2 separate regions of the Homo sapiens genome follow, and region 2 is linked to region 1. A link is an interaction called in ENCODE POLR2A ChIA-PET data of the cell type or tissue named here. Cell type or tissue: Panc1. All regions are shown on one strand.

Region 1 (8,000 bases):
AGAACTCATCATGGGATAGGCAAGATGATCCAAATTATGAAAAAGATGACCAAAAGGGGGAGACTGATAAACTGATTTCAGTTTGGCTCAAAGTAGTCTCTGTACTTGCCCAATAAAATTTGACCAAAGTGGCCTCCATAAATAGCGAACTGCAATGTAGCTTGATGTGCAAGCAAATTGTAATCTAACCTGACAGTATACCTACAAACCAAGCAACTGAGATTCAGCCAATTATAGTAGCTGAACCTTCAGCTACTATCAGGCTGAAGGCTGCCAAATTATGTCCAAATGAGGCAAATGCCAAACTGCACCGATTAAGTAATCTTTGTACATCATTTCTTATTTTTCTTGTTATAAATACAACTCACCATGTTGTAGGTGAGAATCATTTTCAACCATCTTTGGTCTGGAATGCTGCCCAGTTCTAAAACCTTTTTCTTGTTCAAATAAACTTTGTTAAATTTAACTGGTCTCAATGTTTTTTATTTTTTAATACATTATATAAATTTCAATATCTAGAAACCTTATGGTGCTGTGACCCTAGGATTCACAACAACATAATGAATGGCACTATAAATTTTATATAGTTTGGGCAAACAAAAAGTTTGCTGATTCATATTGCATTATTCTCACAAAACAGTCTGTTTCGGCGTTTGCAACAATCTATTCATTAAAAAAAGTCATGGCTTTTATTAGATGATATGATCACTTATCTTTTTTTTTTTTTTTTGCCACAGCAGAGCATAAACTCTCACAAAAATAACATACGTTTGGCTAAACTTTGTGTAAACCAAAACGTAACGTCATAGCCATCCAAAGTATCTGCTAATTAGCAGCAGTACATTGCTCTTTGATCGTTCTGAACATTTCAAAAACGCTACCTCACATTTGGGTGTTGCACTTAGTCCTCTAATCTTGAAATGGTTCTGCTAACCTGGTATTAACAGGAGCCTCATGACATTGCCTCTTTAGTGGTATGTAACGGTGAAAAGGAGGCCTAGCAAAACTAATTCCATTTTGCTCCTAACATCATCCCCCTGCCATGAAAACTTTTAGGTTAACTGCTTTTGTTTATCTTTGCACTTAAGCCAAGCTAGCTATAGGGATAATTTAGTTGATAGTTTAACTTTAAAACAAGGATGATAATAGTCCCTTGCCAAAACTAACCCCTGAGAACTAAGGAGGCTGTACACACTAACGACAATGTTACAAGCTTATAAGAGCATTGTGACCTGGCCAAGGAAAAGGAATTTTTCCCTCAGTGCTGCCCAGATGTCTGTGGTCACTATTCACTTTTTGAGCTTCACTCCTTCAGTCTTCCCTGTTTCCCTAACATAAAAGGAGCCCCAAATTCATAATAGCTTAAGATGGTTATTTAGGACACTACTCCATCACCATATTGGTGTGCTGGCTCTCTAAAACAAATTTGCTTTCCCTGCTCCAACTCCTGTGTCTCGACTTCCTGGCTGTCTTGTGGTAAGCAGCGGGAGCTTTGGACTGGGTTACAGTAACAGACAGCACTGCCTGTCTTCCAGAAAGAGTCTTTGTCCTACTTTGCAACAACTGTGGGTTTAAACCTTTCGTAAATTTTTTATTGTCCACTGAGGTTAAGCAATTAAATTTAATAGCATTTTAAACAAATATTTTGAGATGATTAGAATAAATAAAATCTGATAATATTTGTTTCTTACTTTGGGTTAAATGTGCTATTTAAAAATGGTATGATACAGGACCTCTAACCACAATGATTAAAAATCAGGATTCTAAAAATCAATTGTTTAATGTAAAGTGTTTTGCTTATGCATTTCCTACATACACTTTATTAATTTTTTTCCAAAAACTCAATTTAACTAAAATATTTGAACACTATCTGCAAACATTACTTTATAGAAGCTAGGTTGTTTTTATAATTTCCTATTTAAAAAAGCCCTCCACCCCACCTATACACAGCATAAAACAACTCTGAGAACAATCGAAATAGGAGGATAAAATGTGCTATAGCTGGAAGTTTGTAGATCTTGTGTATTGTGGGAATGGCAACATCCTATTGTTTGAAAGCAAGAATCTATTAACAGGCAGAAAGGAAACTACAGCTATGAAATATATTTGATGAGAAAGTTCTACTTACTGTTTGTGCCTCTTGCAATTGCTATAAAAGAGACAGAATTCTCATCAATGTAGAAAGCTTACTACACAATCAACAAGACACTTTCACTGAATCCAGGCCTTCTCTCTGATTATAACCACACTCTCCAGATATAGACATTGATATAGATATGTTTTGATACAATGATGTTTGGAGTTTGAATATTGCGGAGATATTTTGGCTCCAAATTCATAGGAGTAGAAATACCTTACATGGAGAATGATTCAGAGATAGATGTATAATCTTAGGCCTTAAGCTCATGTTTTTCTTTAAGCCGTTAGTTAATGGCAGACTAAGAGACATTTCTCACCTTGGCATGCATGCAACCCTTGAGTGTCTTCTCCCTTGATAAGCAAAAGCCTGTGATTGCATATTGAATTCAATATAGTACTCATTTTCTTATAGAGGACTGCCTCTACTTTTAACTTCCCTTTCTCTTACTCTTTTATCTTTCACAGTGGTTAAGAGAAGATGAAAATGGATTATGCTAAATGAGGTCAAACCTGAAGCCAAAATATCATTGATTTGTTACTTTCCTAGACAAATGCTTGTCTCAGCCTCTGCCAGCACTCTCTGTAGTAAGATTTTTCACCATAATATGAATGCAAAAATCTTTTCACTCACTGGAAGTGAAAAGTTGTTTTTGTTTGACATATTATTTTATATTAAGTATACCTCGAACTCAGTACTAAGGTATTCATACCAAAATAATCTGCCAAAATTCACGGGAGTACCGTATTATGTGAGAGTCCAGGAGCTGAAAAAACTGATCTTCTTTAATCATGGCATCATGTTAAAGAGTTTTATTTGTTTATTTCATTTTATTATCCTTGGGTATCAGACATTGTTGCAGAAGTTCAGTATGGTACAGTCACCAGGATCAAATGTCTTTCATCTTTGGGTGGAAGAACGAATCTCACAAAATATCCATGATTTCTGGTTAGTCATTTTATAAATTCATATGGTCTCAACATGTCCAGTGGTCTATCAAGACTCACCAACATTGAGGCAAAAGCAGTCACACAGTATGCACTCCTTCCTCCTCAGGATAGCATTCAGTTATTTTTAACAACTCATTTTAGAATGCCCAAAGACGATGTTGTTAAATCTTATATAAGAGTAGAATCTAAGAAGAAATCTTAATTTATTTAATAAAAGGGGTATCAAGAAATCTATATAGTTAGGTAAAATTATGTTATCTTTTTAAATACAGAAGATAGATATGCTAAAAACTATAACCAAAAATTTAAAAAACTTTGTGTTGATATTTAGGATTAATAATGTGAATCAGGGTTAAGAATAATTTATTTTCAATTTTCTCATTGCCTGGAGTCTGTAAATACTTATTTAAATAAAAATAAGTTTTCTAGTGTTGGATTTTTAGTACAGTAAGAAGCAAATACCATAAGGAAAGTGACAAGAATGTTAACTCTACCATAAATCTGGGTCAACCAAGGTATAAACCACTGTAGGGGAAAACCTTTACAAAATAAGTGTAAAGGCTCAAGGAGAACAAATCCCAAGGGTTAGTTCTCACTAGGAAGAATAAAAAAATTTTGCTGGGTTCTGGGAAGTTCAATTATAGGAACAGACAACAAGAGGTTTTCAGCCAATTTGAAACTAATTCAGTATATTATGGTGGAAAAAGGCAGTGGCACAGATAACATCAGCTTGAAACTGAAAGTTGTTGCCTTAAGAGAGACACTAACAAATGGGCTTTATGGTTTGAGCTCCAAGGAAAGAAGGAGGATAGTCAGAAAGAGAGAAACAAAAAAAAGGGACAAAATAATATTCTATTATGCTCATGCTTGACAGCGAATACTGTAAGTTGTGGTTACTCAGATAATAAAATGAATATTTGATGTAACTTTTTTGTTAGTATAACACAGGAAAAAGTAAATCAGTGGCACAAAAAGCATTACAGGAATCATGAAAAAAGAATAAAGATCAATGAAATAAGAAGATAGGTATTCTAAAATAATGAATCGGAGATCTGCTAATTTGTATCATGCCACTTTCTCATTCATCTGTGTCTACATTCAAATACCATGCTTGTTTCTATTCTACCTTTCCTGTAACTAACACTGCCCCAGATTTGTGATTGCAGACATCAACTCCAAAGCAATATATAAGAAAAATAATAATAATTTTTAAATATGCCTAAAAAGGCATATTTAAAACATTATATCACATTGATATTTCAAAAACATAATGGATTGAGGTAGAAAAATTGTGAGATTTTTACATTTGCAATATCATACTCAGCTTCAAATTTCACCTATTCAAATCTGATTTAAAAGTAACATCAATATTATGACTGAAAAATAACCGTTTTTTATTCTGTTAGGTTGAATAATACACTTTTTTGACCAAAAAGAAGTCAATTTCATAATATTCATCCTAGTATATTTCAGTTATTCTGTTCTACATGATAATATTAGTAACATAACACATTTTCTGATCTTTTTATTTCTGAGTGGTTTCAATGTGTTCTTAAGTTACAAGTTTTCTAGTATGTATGGACATTTCTAACGGCTAGAAAAATCTGGGAAACTTTGTGAGATAGACATATGCAAATTGATAAATCTAGGCCTTCATCTAAAACAACATTACGGGAAATATTCATGAACATTAAAAATATTAAAAGTCTTCACTTTTTCAAAGAAATAAAAAATATGCTGAGAAATACCAGTATTCATATAGATATTTTATATGGTCTAGTTGTGTCCCCACCCAAATCTCATCTTGAATTCCCGTGTGTTGTGAAAAGGACCTGGTGGGAGGTAATTGAATCATGGGGGCAAGTCTTTCCCATGCTGCTCTAGTGATAGTGAATAAGTCTCATGGGATCTGATGGTTTTCCAAGGGGGAGTTTCCCTGCACAAGCTCTCTTCTCTTGTCTGCTACCATGTGAGATGTGCTTTTCACCTTCCGCCATGATTGGGAGGCTTCCCCAGCCACATGGAACTGTAAGTCCACTAAACCTCTTTCTTTTGTAAATTGCCCAGTCTCAGGTATGTCTTTATCAGCAGTGTGAAAATGGACTTATACAATATTACTATAATGCAACACTTTTATATACAAATACTTTAGATATTCACATTCAACATTGCATTAGTCTGCTTGAGCTACCATAACAAAATGCCATAGAGTAGGTGGCTTAAACAACAGAAATCTTCCCACATTTCTAGAGGCTAGGTCCAATATCAAGGTGCCTTTGGTTGGTTTCTAATGGGCTGCCTTCCTTCATGGTAGATGGCTACCTTTGGATTATGTCTTGATATGGCCTCAGTATTAGTCCATTCTTGCACTACTGTAAAGAAATATTTGAGACTGGGTAATATAAAAGCAAAAGATATTTAATTGGCTCATGGTTTTGCAGGATGTACAGGAGGCATGCTATCAGAAAGTTTCCTAAAGAAGGCCTCAGGAAACTGACAATCATGGCGGAAGGCAAAGAGGGAGACAGCACTTCACATGGCTGGAGCAGGAGCAAGAGAGAAAGAGAGTGGGGAGGTCCCATACACTTTTAAACAACCAGGTCTTCTGAGTACTCTATCATGAGACAGTACTAAGGGGATGATGCTAAACCATTAGAAACCACCCTCCTGATCCACTCACCTTCCACCAGGCCCCACCTTCCACTTTGGGGATTGCAACTCAACATGAGATTTAGGTGGGACACAAACCCAAACCATATCAACATCTTCTGTGTTTGTTTGGAGAGACAGCATTCCTTGGTGTCTCTTCCTCTTCTTATGAGGACAACAGTCCTATGGGATGAGGCCCTTATAATCTCACTTAACCTTATTACCTGCTTATAGACCCTGTTTACAAATACAAAACATTGGGCTTCAGCATATGAATTTTTGGAAAACACAATTTGGCCAATAACAAACATAATTTTTTTTTGTTTGTTTAATACATTGTTTTGTATTGTTTACAACTATATTGTTTGTTTATTGATTGTTTAATACTATATTGATTGTTTAATACAAATGGCTTCTGTTGACTTCTCAGTCTACATCTTTTGATGAAACAAGCTGCCATGTTGAAGAGATACACATGTCAAAAAACTGAATGTGGCCTATCAATAACATCTGGTGACACGTTGATGTGACAGTCTGAGAGCATATGGAGAACTGAATCCTATCAAGAGCCAAGTGAGCTTGAAAGCTAACCTTCCCAAGTTGATCCTTGAGATGTTTGATCTATGAAAAAAGGGGTATCCTTAATTGAAGTAAATTTTTCTAAATTATAAAGTAAGCAAAATTATATTCATCAGTGTGAGCACAGAAAAATCAGTTCAGTTTTCATTATTCTGTCTTCTAGAAAGGCCAGGGAAAAGTAACCTTCTTCATTATGTGAGTTATCCTTCTTTATATACTGTATTAGACATTGATTACAGATCACAAAATTTCAGATCATGAGACACTTTAGAGTAGAAACCCTTTTATATTTAACCCCTGCCACTCCCTAGTGCAATAATCACATTAGTTATTGGCAAATACCTGTTGAAACAGCATAATAATGAATGTTTCCAGTGTCCATATTAATAGTTGGCCTTGATTTTTCACCTTTATGAGATAAAATATCAGAAAGCCATATTTTTAGGAGTTGCCACTGCTATAGGATACAGAAAGTGACAGGGAAATATTGGTCCTTTATTAGGAATGATAAACTCTAGATTTTATACAATATCATATATATGTATTGAAGCCACCATCAAATTGAGGTCACAGGAAAGCAAGTAAACTGAATTCCAAGTGACAAATCCCTCAGAGGAGAGATGGGACATATAAGCTGCTTTATCTTTGTCATAAAAAGAAGAAGAAAAGCCATTAAAAATAAATCAGCTTAATTAAGCGTCCAGATGACCAAATGTATTAAGTTAGATCAATGGTTCTCAACCCAGGGTAATTTTACTCTTCAGGTTCCATTCACAATGTCTGAATACATTTTTAGTTTTCACAACTAGGGATGAGGAATATGTAGGAAAAACTCTCTTTAACTGCATTTTCTTATACTCTTTCATTGCAACATTCATCAACATAGAAGACTTCTGTGACCATATGTGTGTTTTTCTTTTCCACACCCCATGCAGTAGATACCAAATGGGTATCCTCCAATTCAGTTCCAACACTATCTACCCAGAGATAGTGTCATATCCCACAGGTTGAGGGCTCAGTCCCAAAAGCTGCCCTCCCACCCCACCAGTCACAAGTCTAGTCCTCTGAAACTACTGACCAACTGGCTTCATGATGGGGTTCCCATCATCCCCTCTTTGGGTTCAATTAATTTTCTGGAGTGGCTTACAGCAACATTTAATGTTTACCAATTTATTATAAAGGATACAGATGAAGAGATATATATGTGGGAAGAGGCGCTAAGCTTCCACACCCTCCCCAGGCAGGCCACCCACCAGGAACTTCCACATGTTCAGCTATCCAGAAGCTCTCTGAATCCTTCTTTGGTTGTTGTGGAAGCTTCATGGTGTCATCATTCCTTCCCCCACAGTATAGGGTGGTAGATTCTCAATGGAGGGTCTTAAGACCAGCAATTAGAAAGGCAGGGTAACATTAAAGTCTTGCCTTGGGGCAGATGAATGTCAGAGGAGGGTCGGAGAAGGTCACAGGAGGGCAGAACAAGGTCAGAGGCCCATTCTGAGGCTAACACACCCAACATTATAGCAAAAGACTGGTATATATAGCAAAAGGGCTTTGGTAGTTATAAGCCAGAAACCATAGATGAAAATCAATATATATCATAACACCACAGAAATATCATCCCCACTGATCTAGACCTGTGTATTATCACCTTTCTGCCTTGAGTGAGAGTGAGATCTGTGTTTGTT
Region 2 (8,000 bases), 610 kb before region 1:
AAACCAAGCTTGCTAAAGATTGCACAGAGACATTGCTCCAGGTTGGGAACCCACACAGAATCCCACAGGCATCTGAGCCTGGAGCAGCCTCAGCTGGGACCCATCTTGAGAACTTAGTACTGGGGACCTATAGACACAGCTGCAGCTGCTGCACTGCCCCAAGGAGGGAGATGAATGAAGGCACACATCCACGCAGCCCTGGGTGGATACTTGCCATCCTGCTGAGCTGCTGTTGAGACTGAGATGTAAGCAACCATGCTACCCACAGTTTCTTCCATATACTGCTTGCCTAGGTGGTGCCTCACCCTCTCTAGCCGCAGGCTCAAGGCATCATTTGAGAGATTAATGCTAATCTGAACTCTGCCTTGGACTCAGTTCAGGTTGACATGACTGCAGCAATTGCCCAGCCAAGGACTGAGAGGGAAACCAGGCTACTACACACATATCTAGGACAATACTCACTGCCCTGCAATGGGCTGCTGTGAGACTGAGATGTGATCAGATCACAATACCCACAATGTCTTGCCTACACTGCCTGCCTAAGCAGCATCCCTCCCCAGCTGGTTGCAGGCCCAAGGTGTGATTTTGAGAGTTTAATTCTGAGCTGCACCCCACCCTTGGCCTGAGTTTGGGCTGATGTGGATGCAGATGCCAGCCAGCCAAGGAGGGGCAGGGAACCTCGGTGTTTCCATGCATACCTAGGGCAATATCTAATGCCCTGGTAGGGTCTGCTGTGAGACCAAGACTAGAACAGACTGCACTCCCCGCAGTTTCCTGACCAAGTTGCTTACCTGAGAGGGGTGCCACCCTTTCTGGTCATAAACCCAAAGTAGGCATTATTTTGAGAGTTTGGAGCCATTGTTTGGCTACGTGCCAGTGGTGAACACAGCAAGTCATTTAGTTTTGGGCCAGAGATGGGAATACTTGCTCTGGAATGGGAGAAAGGCACCCACATCTGGAATTAAGTGGAGAGTATAGAAAGTCTCCCAGCAGTAGACACAGGAATTAGGCTCTCTCCTATCACAGGACTGGAGTGGGAGGAGAATTGCTGAAACCAAGGCTTCTCTTGGGCAGTGACACTTGCAACCAGTGACAGCCTTGTGACTTGGAACTGATCTGAGTGTGTCATTGATAGGTGCCTCAGCCTGCTCTCTTGGTCAGTCGGGGAATATTCCCCCACCAGCTCTGAGGAGCGGGAGGGAGGTGGACCACACTTGTGGAGGTCTAAGGGAAGCATAGCCCAGCAAAGCCTACTTTGGGTCAGTAAAAACAAGAGTACAGTGCCAGCCATTGAAGGTGGCACCACTAAAGTATGGGAACAGTTATGGAGAGGGGGTCATCTCTTGCTCCCTCAATCCTCTCCTCAGTGTTTTGTCATGGACTCAGCAGCAGCTCTTCACACTGGGGTCTAGGGAGCATGTGCTGACGGAGTCCACTTCTCAGGTTTCTCCAGTGGCTCCAGACCCACTGAAGGTGAATGTATACTGGGGGAGAATGCTTCTGACACTTATCCATTGCTTCCATCCATACCCCTACCTATCAGCTCTTATTCTTAAGTACTGTCTGCTAGACTGCAACCTGAACCACACCACCAAACACAATTACTTTGCTACAATGAGCAATGTCTGAGAAAGCCACTGCATGAACCTATCTGCAACCAAGAAACCTGGACAGAGCCGTGACACCCTGACACATCTAGAAATAAAGCCATTCCATGACACATGATATACACAACCGTCATACCCTGAAGTGAAAAGAGAATAAAAACTCAAGAAGTTCCATCCAAGTGATTGCAAATTATAAATAAATAAATAAGTGTCGGCTTTCTCAGAGGAGGAAAAACTAGTACAAGAACTGTGGCAGTACAAAACGCCATGGTGTTTCATCACCTCCAAAGGATCCCACTAGCTCTCAAGCAATGGATTCTAACCAGAATAAAATGTCTGAAATGACAGATATGGAATTCAGAATTTGGATGGCAAAAAAGCCTCAATAAGATCCAAGAGCAAGTAAAAATCCAAGGCAAAAAGCAAGAAAAATGATCCAAGATTTAAACGACAACATAGGTATGAGGAAAGAACCAAAAAGAATTTCTGGAATTGAAAAATTTACTACAGGAATTTCAAAATACAGTTGGAAGCCTTAAAAACAGACTAGACCAAGAAGAAGAATTTCAAAGCTCAAAGACCAATCCTTCAAATCAATCTAGTTGGACAAAAATTTAAAATAAAGAACTAAAGAAATAAACACAGCTTTTAAGAAATGCAGGATTATGCAAACCAAGCAAACCTACAACTTATTGGCAGTCCTGAGAGAAAAAAGAAAATAATTAAGTGACTTGGAAAACATATTGAGGATATGATTAAGGAGAATTTACCCATTCTTGCTGGAGAGGTCAACATGCAGATACAAAAATCCAGGGAACTCCAGTGAGAAACTATAGAAGATGACCATCTGTGTATTAGCTTATTCTTCTGTTACTATAAAGGAATACCTGAGACTTGGTTATTTATAAAGAAAATATGTTTGCTTGGCTCACGGTTCTGCAGGCTGAACAGCAAGCATGGCTCCAGTATTTTCTCAGCTTCTGGTGAGGCCTCAGGATGGTTGTAATCATGGCAGAAGGTAATGGGTAGCCAGCATGTCAAATGGCGAGAGCAGGAGCAAGAGAGAGAGGAAGAGGCTGCCATACACTTTTAAACAACCAAATCTTACACAGACTAACTAATCACCAAGTCATTCATGAGAGATCTGAACCCATGATGAAAACACCTCCTACCAGGCCCCATCTCAAACACAGGGGGTTACATTTCAACATGAGATTTGGAGGAAACAAATATCCAAGCCATATCATTCCTTAAAGTGCATAGTTATCAGAATATTCAAGGTCAATATGAAAGAAAAAAAATCTTAAAGGCATCTAGCGAAAAGGGTTATGTAATGCATAAAAGAAAAACCATCAGATTAACAATGGACTTCTAAGCAGAAACTTTATAAGCCAGAAGATATTGCGGGTCCATATTTAGCATTCTAAAAAAAAAAAAAAGAAAGAAAAAGAAAAAGAGGCTAGGTGTGGTGGTTCACTCTTGTAATCCTAGCACTTTGAAAGACCAAGGCAGGTGGATTGCTTGAGCTCAGAAGTTTGAGATCAGCCTCTGCAACATGGCGAAACTTCATCTGCATGGAAAATACAAAAAATTTCTGGGCATGGTGGCATGTGCCAGTAGTCTCAGCTACTTGGGGGGCTGAGGAGGGAGGATGGCTTGAGCCCAGGAGGTTAAGACTGCAGTGAGCTGAGATTTGCACCACTTCACTCAAGCCTGAGTGACAAAGTGAAAGCCTGTCAAAAAAAAAAAAAAGAAAGAAAGAAAAAGAAATGTTAGTCAATAGTTTCATATGCTACCAAACTAAGCTTCCTAAACGAAAGAGAAATAAAGTACTTTCCAGACAAGCAATCTCTAAGGGAATTTGTCACCATTATACTGGCCTTACGAGAGATGCTAAAGGGAGTTCTAAACATGGAAACAAAAGAATGGCATTGCTATCATAATAGCACATGCAAGCACATAGCTCACAGAATCCATAAAACAACAATACAATCAAGACTGCAAAGCAACTAGCTAATAACACTATAACAGGAACAAATTCTCACATAGCAATATTTATTTGAAACATATAGTCTAAATTCTTCACCTAAAAGACATAGAGTGCCAAATTAGATTAAAAAATGGCCATCCTTCTTCTGTCCTTTAAAAGACCCATCTCACATGTGATGACACCCACAGGATCAAAGTAAAGAAAGGGAAAAAGTTATATCGTGGGAATGAAAAACAAAGAAAAGTGCAGGGGTCACTAGTTTTGTATCGGATAAAGTATACAGTAAACCAATAATAGTAAAAAAGAACCCAAAAAAGGGTATGACATTGATAAAGTATTCAATTCAACAAGAAGACTTGACTATTCTAAGTATGTATGCACCCAACATTGGAGCACCCAGATTTATAAAACAATTACTTCTAGGTTTAAGCAAAGACTGACAGCCACACAGTAATAGTGCAGGACTTCAACACTGCACTGACACCATTACAGAGATCATTGAGGCAGAAAACCAAGACAGAAATTCTGTCTTAAAACCAAGACTTAAAATTCTACATTTGATCACTTGGACGTAATAAAGAAGACTCCACCAACAACCCTAAAATACACATTATTCTCATCTTCGCATGGGACATACTCTAAGATTAACCACATGCTAGGTCATAGAGTCTCAATTATTTCCAAAAAAAAAAAAAAATTGAAATCGTCATCTCAGACCACAGTGGAATAAAAATAGAAATCAATAGCAAGGGAAATGCTCAAAGTCGCAAAGTACATTGAAACTAAGCAACTTGCTCCTGAATGACTTTTGGGTAAACAATGAAATTAAGAGAGAAATTTAAAAATTCCTTGAAATAAATGAAAAGGAGACAAAACACACCAAAACCACTAGGATGCAGCAATAGTAGTCTTAAAATGAAAGTTTCTAACACTAAATGCCTATGTCAGGAAGATAGAAAGATATCAAATTTCAGCTTACCAACACACCTAAAGTTGTTCTAGTAAAATAAGAACAACTTATTTTACTTAGTTAACAAAGTTAGCAGAAGAAAGAAATAACCAAAATCAGAACAGAGCTAAATGAAATTGAGATAAAAAAAAAATACAAAGATTAATGAAACCTAGCCTACTGAAAAAAGTGAAACCAAAACTACTGAAACTATTCCCAAAAATCAAGGAGGAGGGACTGCTTCTGGATCCATTCTCTGAACTAGTATCTCCTGATACAAAAATCTGACAAATAAAAAAGAGGACATTTTTTTCCTTGAAGAAAATAGACATAAAAAATTAAAAAAAAAGAAAAGAAACCACTACCAATCCAAATCCAGCAATAAATGAAAAAGTTAATTCATCCTAATCAATTGGGCTTTAGTCTTGGGATGCAAGGATGATTCAACATATGCAAATCAATAAATGTGATTCACCACATAAACCAAATTAAAAACAAAAACCCTGTAATCATCTCAATAGATGCAGGAAATGCATTTGATAAAATCCAATATCCCTGATGATAAAAACCTTTAACAAACTAGGCATCAAAGGAACATAGCTCAAAATAATAAAAAGACATCCATGACAAACCCATAACCAACATCATACTAAATAGGCAATAGTTGGAAGCATTCTCCTTAAGAACTGGAACAAGATAAGGATACCCATTCTCACCATTTCTATTCAATATAGTACTGGGAGTCCTATCTAGAAGAATTAAGCAAGAGAAAGAAATAAAAGACATTTAAATAGAAAAAGAGGAATTAAAATTATCTTTCTTCACAGACAATGATTCTATACCTAAAACACCCAAAAATTGTACACAAAAGACCTGATATATGACTTCAGCAAAGTCTCGAGATACAAAATCGTTGTACAATATCAGTAGTATTTCTATACCCAATAACATTCGAGCTAAGAACCAAATTGAGAACACAATCTCATTTAAAATAGCCATAAAATTAAAACGTCTGTGAATACATCTAGCATAGATGATGAAAGGCGTCTATAAGACAAGCTTTCGACACTGTTGCAAAAAATCACAGATGACACAAACAAATAGAAAAGCTTTCCATGCTCATGCATTGGAAGAATCAATATTGTTAAAATGTCCATACTGCTCAAAGCAATCTACAGATTCAATGCTATTCCTACTACCAACCTAATTCTTTACAAAATTAGACAAAAATATTCTAAAGATTGTATGGAACCAAGACAGAGCTGAAATACACAAGGGAAGCCTAAGCAAAAATAACAAAGCCTGAGGCAACACATTACCTGACTTCAAACTATACTATAAGGCTACAGTAACCAAAACAGCACGATACTGAAAAAAATTGATACATAGACCAAAGAAGCAAAATAAATAACCCAGAAATAAAGCCACAAACCTACAACAAAAATAAACCACTGGGGAAGGGTTCCCTATTAATACATGGTGCTGAGAAAGCAAGCCAATCATATGAAGAAAAATGAAGCTGGACCTCTACTCCTTACCATATACAAAAACTAAACTATTCCCAAAAATTTAGGAGGAGGGACTTCTCCCTGACTCCCTTTGACAGATTTGGATATCAAATCTGGTTGATTTTGTGAACAAGTATCATCCTGATACCAAAATCTGGCAAAGAAAAAAAAAAACTACAGGCCAATATCCCTGAAGAAAATATGTATATAAAAATTCTTTAAAAAAAGGTGAATTAAAGACTTAAATGTGATTCATCAAACTATCAAAACTATAGAAGAAAACTTAGGAAATACTCTTCTAGACATTGGCCTAGGCATATAATTTATAATAAAGACCCCAAAAGAAAATGCAACAAAATCAAAAAAGACAAATTGGACATTATTAAACTAGAGAGCTTCTGCACAGCAAAAGAAACTATCAATAAATTAAACACAGTCTTCAGAATGTGAGAAAATATTTGCAACCTATGCATATGAAAAAGGAATAATACCCAGAATCTAAAAGGAACTTACACAAATAAACAAGAAAAAAGCAAACAGCCCCATTAAAAAGTGGGCAAAGGATATAAGCAGACACTTCTTAAAAGAAGACAAACAAATGTTCAACAAACATATGAAAAAATGCTCAACATTCTTAATCTTTAGAGAAATGCAAACCTAAACCACAATGAAATACCATCTCACACCAGTCAGATGGCTATTAAAAAAGTTTAAAAAAAACCAAAAACCAAAAAAACAACCGAAATTGGTGAGGTTGTGGATAAAAGGAAATGCTTATACACTGTCGATGGGAATGCAAATTCGTTCAGTCCCCATGGAAAGCAGTTTGGGGATTTCTCAAAGAACTAAAAATAGAATTACCATTTCACTCAACAATCCCATTACTGGGTATATACTCAAAGGAAAACAATTTTTTCTACCATAAAGACACCTGTAATTGAATGTTTACTGCAGCTCTATTCACAATAACAAAGACATGGAATTGACCTAGGTGCCCATCATTGGTAGGCTGGATAAAGAAAATGTGGTACATATGCATTGTGAAATACTACACAGCCATGAAAAATAATGAAATCATTTTCTTTGCAGGAACATGGATGCAGCTAGAGGCCATAATCCTAAGCAAATCAATGCAGAAACAGAAAACCAAATACTGTATGTTCTCACTTGTATGTTGGAGATAAACACTGGGTACAAATGGACACAAAAATGGGAACATTAGACAGTGAGGATTCCAAGAAAAGGGAGGAAGGGAATAAGGGGTGAAAAACTACCTACGGGATACTATGTTTGCTACTCAAGCTGGGCGACTGGATCCTTAGAAGCCCAAACCGCATCATCATGCAATATACTTATGTAACAATGCTGCACATGTACACCCTGAATCTAAAATTTAAAAATTAAAGCAAAAAGTAAACTACTTAATACAGAATCTCCAATTTGTGTTAAAAAGAAGAAAAGATTGTTTCATTTTTGTTTTATTTTGATTTCCTGTTCTTTAGAAAACAGGAGATATCAGAAATGAAGTAAAGCTTTTGTTAATGTTGATGACTTCAACTCTGAAATTTCCTTACTTTATTCCAAACATCATAGAATTAGACATAGGCTCCCATGTTAAAGTAATAAAAACAATAGTGATATGATGTATTAATATGGTTATTATTTATTGAGGGCTTGCTCTATGCCAAACAATCTACTACAGATATTACCTATATTATTATTTTCTTTATATCTCAAAATAGCTGCTTGAGGTATACACTACTGCTATATCCTATATTGTGTGGGGATAAACGCTAAAGGAATTTAGGCTTAAAGACATTTATACTTGCTGTAGACTCAGGAAAATGAACAATACCAGCGTACGCTTTTTGCCAGCCGAGATTAGATGGGATAGAATGGCTGAATGCCTTTTCTATCGTTCTTAAGTGAGCTCTTCTATGGTCTGT

Evidence for each region. Peaks named below come from ENCODE experiments on the same cell type or tissue, not always from the same donor. Only the 100,000 strongest peaks of a DNase experiment are listed, where the experiment ranks them.
Region 2: POLR2A ChIA-PET joins it to region 1 with 6 read pairs; 2 of 35 experiments call an interaction of 5 or more read pairs at or near these places.

Annotation. Positions count from the first base shown.
Region 1 is chr5:26,647,743-26,655,742 of GRCh38, forward strand. No RefSeq gene overlaps it. Among named protein-coding and RNA genes, the nearest start is that of CDH9, 390 kb to the right of the region's middle. In Panc1, no CTCF peak of the experiment used is centred here; no DNase peak of the experiment used is centred here; H3K27ac peaks cover 3,994 bases.
Region 2 is chr5:26,041,035-26,049,034 of GRCh38, forward strand. No RefSeq gene overlaps it. Among named protein-coding and RNA genes, the nearest start is that of TRK-CTT9-1, 150 kb to the right of the region's middle. In Panc1, no CTCF peak of the experiment used is centred here; no DNase peak of the experiment used is centred here.